Linked DNA regions of Homo sapiens: region 1 is linked to region 2. Evidence: chromatin contacts called from ENCODE Hi-C data. All regions are on one chromosome and are shown on one strand. The core of a region is the stretch at or near the end of the contact, and the rest is flanking DNA. Distances in the headings are between cores, read along the strand shown.

Region 1 (3,787 bases), core at 570-3,069, 130 kb after region 2:
TGCCTGATGAGAAATGGTTACTTTGTAGAAACAGATTATCCTGAAGGCCACTCTTGAATTCGTGGCAAGTCTGGATTGTATAATTCAGATATTATGCATATAGGAATTAGAAATATATGCACAGTTAGAAGCCTTCTTTTGGAATATAGGGCAGCTCCCTGGTTGGGATTTGAAACTGTAGCTGCCTTTCTATTGGAAGTATAGTAATAATGTAGCAACAAACTGCCCTTTGGTGGTGCTGAGCCACCATTATGCACTTTGAGGTGTTTTCCCAAAGGTTAGGATAGATTTGTCCTGCTGGAGGGCGCTTCTGCTTTGAACCCAAGTCCATGTGTTTGTAAGTTCGTGATCTTGACCACCTGAAGTCAAGTTCCTGATCTTGGTCTTAGTGCCCAGTGCTCTAGTCTAGCAGCAGTCGCTCCCCCTCCACACACACACACTCATTCCCTTCCTCACTCACTGTTTGCATATGTGACGTGCACTCAGACCTTTAGTTGCTCAGGCACATAAGACAGGCTGTGGGTTAGGTGCCAAAGACATGTGCTAGATATTTCGGTGCTGCAATGTAGGTGTAGGTAAAGCTGATGGTGATAGGGAGGCTGGGAGACATACGCATGGTCCCCTGGAGCCTGTGGAAGAAAAGAGAAGCAGCGTCTAACTCAGCCTGAAGGACAGTTTTGTGGAGGAAATGATGCCTGAGCATTATGATGGGGTAGAAGAGAATCAGTTGAATGAGGAGTTGGGAGGGGCGGGGCAAGGAGAAAAGGAGAATGTGAGAGGTGGTGAGGTTTAAACGGAAACCTAGGAGAGGAAACAGCGGAAAAACCCACGTGGAGACATGAAATGACATTGGGAAAAGAGTGGTCAGAACTGCAGGCTCACAAGTGTTGCTAGGCCGTTGCACTGGATGGCTTGTTCTGCACTTATTTTCTTCCTACCACTGGTCAGTCCATGTTTCCCATGGTCGGTGCTTTCCTCAGGTTTACTTTGCTACTGGGTGTCTCGTCAACTCACTTTTCACCATGACCATTGTCCACAGCGTGGCTGTCACAGCCATAATTCACCGTTGGCTCCTTGGGACTTCAGGATCCTAACGTCACCACCTTTTTTCTCTTTATGGCTTGACATATTACTTTTTAACAGAGGACTGGCAGTAATGAAGCACATGGAGGCCTGAGGAGCGTGAGACGTTTGGAGCTTCTGACCCAAATGAGCTTCGCAGTTCTTATTTCTGCTGCCCTGATGCTGAGCCTCCCTCCTCCCCTCTTGAGGTTACCAGCCCATCTCCCGCTTTAACTCTTGGCATTCTTTTTGATCCTAAGACTTCTGCAGTCTTTACCTCTGCCAGGGCTACTACCAGTTTCTGGCTGTAGATATTTTAAAGAGTCCTACTTACTCATGGTCAACTAAAATAGGAAACATGTATCGTTACTATGAATGTTTATTGGTACATAGTTGCTATGAATTGTGACACTTCCTTTTCCATTTTAAACTATAAAATGGCGAAAATGTATTAAAAAGCAAGAAAAATGTATAGTAAGTAATGTGAGTGTACATCAAAGGAATGTATGGACCCTAAATTGTTTAACACAGTTTTTGGCGCATGTGACAAAGCCATATGAGAAAGCCATAGGATCTGTGGCCTCATTTTGTGAGCATGTTGATTGCAGAGCCAGTGTTACCATACAGATGGTTCCATATAATCCAGGAGTTGGTAAACTATGGCCCGTGGGCCAATTCTAGCCTGACACCAGCTTTTGTAAATAAAGTTTTGAGACACAGCCATGCTCATTTGGTTATGTGTGGTCTGTGGTTGCTTGTGCACTACACCTGCAGAAATGAGTAGTGTCAGAGACCATATGGCATGCAAAGCCTAAAATATCTACTCTCTGGCCTTTTACAGAAAAAGTTTTTTGACTTCTGAGAAAACCTCAGCGCTTCCTGGAGAAACTCAAAGGCGCTTGTAAGAGATGTTGAGTCAGCAGGCCTCTGAGCCTCTTCTCTGCCTAAAACCATGTCAGATTCTTGGGAGGACTGGAAGGACTTGCAGGCTGTCCATGATTTCTAGACAAGTCATCTGCTCACAGACAAGAATGTGTCTCTGCCTTGCTCCTGGAGACGATAGGAGAGTCCACAGATGCAGAGATGTAAGAAAAGGAGAAGAAATGAAAAGCAGAAATGGTTTAAGGGAACTGGCGGGAAAGACAGGAAACTCATCTGTTGACTTTTTCCATCCTCTTCAACTCAGTGGTGTGTTGGAAAAAGGCATCTTTTTTCCCCCAACTATTACACTGTCTGAAAAGGTCCTAATTAAATATTCATTAAAGATTCATTTGGCTTGAGATTCCTTTTAAAATGCCACTGCCTGTAGAATAATAGGAGAGTTTGGAGGAAATTATCAGGAAAAAAATACCTGTGCTATAGTGTAAGTCTCTGTAAGTGTGTACAAGTGTACAAGAAACACTTGTACAAATACACAATGCGAAAGATGTGAGCCTTTAAAAGAATGTGTTCTCTAAGTCACATATGTAGTTATCCCTCAGTATTCATGGGGGATTGGTTCCAGGACCCCCAGCGGATACCAAAATCTGTGGATGCTCAAATCCCTGATAGAAAATGGCGCAGTATTTGCGTATCACCTACACACATCCTCCCATATACCTGAAATCGTCTGGTAACTTATAATACCTAACATCATGTAAGTGCTATGTAGATAGTTGTTATACTGTGTTGGTTAGGGAATAGTGACAAGGGAAAAAGTCTGTATATCTAGTACTAATGCAACCTTTTTTTCCAAGTATGTTTGATCTGCGGCTGGTTGTGGAATTCGCGGATACTGAGGGCTGACTGTATTGTATTAACCGATTGAGTGAGATTACCTTTTTTCCCCTCATTTAGTTGAAAGAAGCTATATTGAGTGAAATAAAGTTTTGATGAGGATTTTTTTTTTAAAGGGAGAGAGAAGTAATATTGAAACATGGAAGCACTTTCTATTCTAGTTACACGAAACCACTTGTAGATCCCCAAACGTGGTATTTCAGGAGCCTAGACCTTTCACGCAGCCTGTTTTAGTTCCTGAAATATCATTTTTGCACCTGGTCTCCTTTCCCAGGGTAATCCTCCTATTTACCCAGCAGCAGCAGTGGGACTGGAAGAGGCTACGAAGGACTCAGGGAGAAGAGAGAGTGTCAAGAAAGTACAGAAAAGTAGATGGCTGTGTGGCAAAGATGAATTGATCTACTTCAAAACTGCCTAGTGCTAGCTCTACCCTGTGAAAGGAGTCAGGTGGGGTAGGGAAGAACTGGTCCCTGTCCTACACAGCACCTCTTTCAGCACGTCCTCTCCTCCCAACACCCTAAATTCGCGAGGCCGCTGCTCATTCTGTAACGTGGGTCCGTTTGGGGGTTGAATAGCCTTTGTGGGCTAACCTGGGGAAAATGCCTTCCAGTTTCTGAACAAGTGACTGCGAATACATGTTTTTATGTAAAATTATTCATGCATTTGCTGTGTAGGAAGAGAAAGTCATGCCTCCTTGAAGTGGATTTGATGATTGAGCTGGGGTTTTGCTTTTTTTCTTTCCTTCTTTTTTTTTTTTTTTTTTTTTTCCGAGACAGAGTCTTGCTCCATTGCCCAGGCTAGAGTGCAATGGCACGATCTTGGCTCACTGCAACCTCCGCCTCCTGGGTTCAAGGGATTCTCCTGCCAAGCTGGGCCTTTTCTTATGTAAAGATGGTTGGTGGTTTGCACCACCCTTTTCCCTAGCTGAGGTTGCTTTCTCCATCTCTTC
Region 2 (3,518 bases), core at 505-3,004:
ATCACTTATTGCTTCTCAGCCTTTTGGCTAAAATCAAGTGTAAAATATCACCACTTTAGAGCTAAAAGAAAAGGGATCAAAATTCCACAACTTGGTTTGAAAAAAAAGTGAGAATCAGCAATGATTGTGCCCACAGAAATGCCGAGGCAGGCGAGTGGTCTCTGTGCATCTTTAGGGGGCTCCAGGGCCTGGCCTCCCCACCAACTTTTCTTCCCAGAAGGCAATGTGCCTGATAGAAAAGAACTAGAATCAACAAGGAGAACGTTTTTTTTTAAAGAATCAGAACTCTCTGTTCTTTTTTCTGCCTAGACTTGTTTTACTCCTTCCTTGTTATTCCTGGAAAAATGCTGTTGTAATCATCTCTTCCAAAGTGAGTTACTCTGCTCTGTCTTAAGGGGAAAAAATGCTCTTCCCCAAGGAACAAATAAAATAAATGCCTTCAGTCCTTGTTCACCAAAATTGCCCTGTGTCGGCTGAGATCATTCATCATTATCTCTCCAAGTCTTGATGGGCAAAATTTTCTTCACACAAAGTAACCAGACCCTGGGTTTCAGTGCTCACTTAATACAAGCCAGTCCTTTGTGGTAAAAAATAAGCATAAATCCTATCGATCTGTGTTTTTGATGGGGCCTTTTTCTGTCTTCTTTCAAGCTTTGCCACTGGCTGTGTGGTGAATGGGGGAGACGTGCGGTGCTCCTGCAAAGCTGGGTACACAGGAACACAGTGTGAAAGGTAAGGTGGGCGCCCCTCCCGCCTCAGCCTGCAGAGGGGGCGGGGAGGGCTGTGGGTGGGGCTGCCAGGTGCTGGCACAGAGCTAGGGGTGGGGCTGGGAGTTTGACTGAGGCCTGGAAAAAGGTCTCTTGGGAAAAATACAAGACTGCTCACCTAATAAATCATTAATATCATTCTCTTTCCTGCTTTGTACGTTTCAGAAAACTGAGAATGAGGCACAACGCATACACTCACCCACAAGTAGCTCTACCTACATCCCCCCAACACGCACCCCTGTGTACCTCAACCCCCGACACCTCCCTACCTACCCCTCCTCCACAATGATCTCTGCATACCCCCTATTTCGACATGTCCCTTCCACATATCTCCACATACACCTGCCCTCAACGTATCCCTACTTACCTGTACACATGTACAACTGTCTACACTCTTCCGTACACACACATATCCACAGCCCTAGCCTAGATAGCCCCCCCACCCCCCCACCCCCACCCCCACCCCACACACACCCCTCTATCCCCACACTATATTTTGAACACTTTCAGGACAATCTATGTCTTGTTTATTTCGGAATCCCTGGTTCCAAGAATGGTACTGTTCACATAATAGGTGTTCGGTAATGTTTGTGAAACAAAATAATAAATGTTGTGGAATGGAAACTGTAAAATTAATGACAAAGGGCTGCAGAACCAAGCTTTAGTTATTCATGGACAATTTTCATGATTAGCCACTATGCATAGGACACTGCCAAGTACTGAGAAAGATATAAAAGATACTTATAACCTAGCTGAGAAGAAAGCACACACATATTTGGGAAAGTAACAGTATGAAAAATGAATCATATGGTTTACATATTTTAAAATTTAAAATAACTTTCTCATAAAATCAATACATATTTATTATAAAATGATGAAAAACAAACGAGCAGAGAACCAGTGAGGGCCCCCCTACAACCTAGCCCTGTGCACTCAAACGCTTTCACATACAATCCTATTCATAATCATTTTGTCTACAGAAAGCCACTGTTAAAAAGCTGGCTGTTTGTTCCTACAAATCATTTCTAAATGTGTGAACCCTTAAAAAAAAAAGTAGATTCCTGTTTTACTTTCTGTTTTGACTTGTTTTCTTATCTAATACTATGTTAGTAATATCTCTCCATATCAGTAAGTATTCACTGATAACATCACATCAATGACCAAAAATTTCCACTGGGTTTCCATTATCTCCTACTCTTGGTCTTGGAGATCCTTTTACTGTTCTGCATTTAAAGCAACACTAAAATTAAATCCTTGCAGCTTAATATTTGTGTATGCATATCCTCAAGGTATAATTGTAAAAGTGGATTCTTTGGGTCAGAGGATAGGTTTTCCAGGCTTTTAATACTTTTTGCAAAATTGCCCTCCAGAAAAGTTTATATTCTTACAGCAGCAAAAGAGAATGAGTGACTACCTACCACAATGGATATTGGAAAGGATCAATATTTTAAATATTTGCTAATTAGGGCCAAGCATGGTGGCTCAAACTTGTAATCCCAGCACTTTGGGAGGCCAAGTTGGGAGGATTATTTCATGTGATCCAGAGGTTAGAGACCAACCTGGGCAGCATAGAGAGACCTCATCTCCATAATTTTTTTTTTTAATTAGCCAAGTGTGGTGGTGTGTGCCTGTGGTCCCAGCTACTTGGGATGCTGAGGTAGGAGAACCATATGAACCCAGGAGTTCGAGGCTGCAGTGAGCTATGATCGCACTACTGCATTCCAGCCTGGGCAACAGAAAAAAAAAAGCCAATTTGATAGAGAAAAATTGTGTATCATTTTAATTTACATTGTTTTGTTTAAACTTTAAAAGAGTTTGACTAATTTTTGTTTAACCGGAAAATGAATTCAACCAGATTTCAAGTAAGGCATAACCACCCTAGACTGGGGTTATCTGAAATGTTTATGGATAAGGTGGGACTTTGGTAGGTCCAAGGGGTTACTAGAACCCAGTGGAGCCAGAAGATGGAAGTGGGAGGCAGGTTAGGTTGGGGAAGCAAGGCAGAAAAGCCCAAGGGGCTGGAAGACACTTGCCATGTGTAGGAGGTGGGGACTGCCTTAGACTGGGGACACTGAGCAGCAGCTAAGGAGCCCAATTCTATGGCAAAAGATGGTAATGGAAGGTTCTTCTGTTTTCCATTTTCCATTTCAGCAAAAGGAGCATTTCTCACACTTGCCTTACACTTATTCAGTTATTCTTTCAATGAAAAATGTATGGAGGTCCTAGTATATATATGTCTGGCACAGTGCTAAGTACTGGAGGCACATTAACAAACAGCACAGACAGTGTCCTCAAGGGCTTTCCAGTCCAGTGGTGGACAGACATCAAAACATGCCATTAAAATAGCGAGAGATGGGAGAACTGGGCTAAGTTGAGCTGCAATTAGGAGGTATATCCAACCAGCGAGAAGGGAAGGATGTGGGGAGTGGGAAAGGATTCTAGGCTCTGAGGTTTAAAAGCCACAGGGGACCAACACCTGGGAGAGGCGTCCTAATTTCATCCTCTTTATGGCTCTTCACAAACAATGAAGCATTAAACAGCAACAGGCTCGGTGAGACATCCATTTGGCAGGCAAAATTTTTAATTAACAGTACTTCTCTCAGCTGATGTTTGTTATATCTGATGTCTCAAGAAAACAAGCTATTATTTCTTTAAAAAATTTTTTGAAGCTTTTTCATGGATAAATGCCATTTTATGTCAACATTTTTCATTTGTTAGACACAGCACCCAGACATCATTCCTGGCACTAGT

Evidence for each region. A loop is a pair of places that touch in the nucleus more often than their neighbours do. Pooled maps may share reads with other maps.
Region 1: a pooled map shows a loop between it and region 2 (2.8-fold over the local background). The contact joins two enhancer-like sites. A Hi-C loop is called at or near these places in 3 of 168 maps with a recorded cell type or tissue (CD4-positive, alpha-beta T cell, CD8-positive, alpha-beta T cell and naive thymus-derived CD4-positive, alpha-beta T cell) and 11 of 50 pooled maps.

What each region holds. Positions count from the first base shown.
Region 1 is chr18:24,017,957-24,021,743 of GRCh38, forward strand. All of the region lies in intron 1 of TTC39C (tetratricopeptide repeat domain 39C), which reads left to right. Among named protein-coding and RNA genes, the nearest start is that of TTC39C-AS1, 4.4 kb to the left of the region's middle. RefSeq lists enhancers at 2,042-2,091, 2,112-2,201. Within about 2 kb of position 1,820, at least 5 of the 41 ENCODE cell types and tissues checked have a DNase peak (open chromatin) inside an H3K27ac peak, as active enhancers do; they include CD8-positive, alpha-beta T cell, where a contact is called at or near this core.
Region 2 is chr18:23,884,122-23,887,639 of GRCh38, forward strand. It overlaps LAMA3 (laminin subunit alpha 3), which reads left to right. Exons shown (of 75, transcript NM_198129.4): 41 at 652-732. Among named protein-coding and RNA genes, the nearest start is that of LINC02958, 97 kb to the right of the region's middle. Within about 2 kb of position 1,755, at least 13 of the 41 ENCODE cell types and tissues checked have a DNase peak (open chromatin) inside an H3K27ac peak, as active enhancers do; they include CD8-positive, alpha-beta T cell, where a contact is called at or near this core.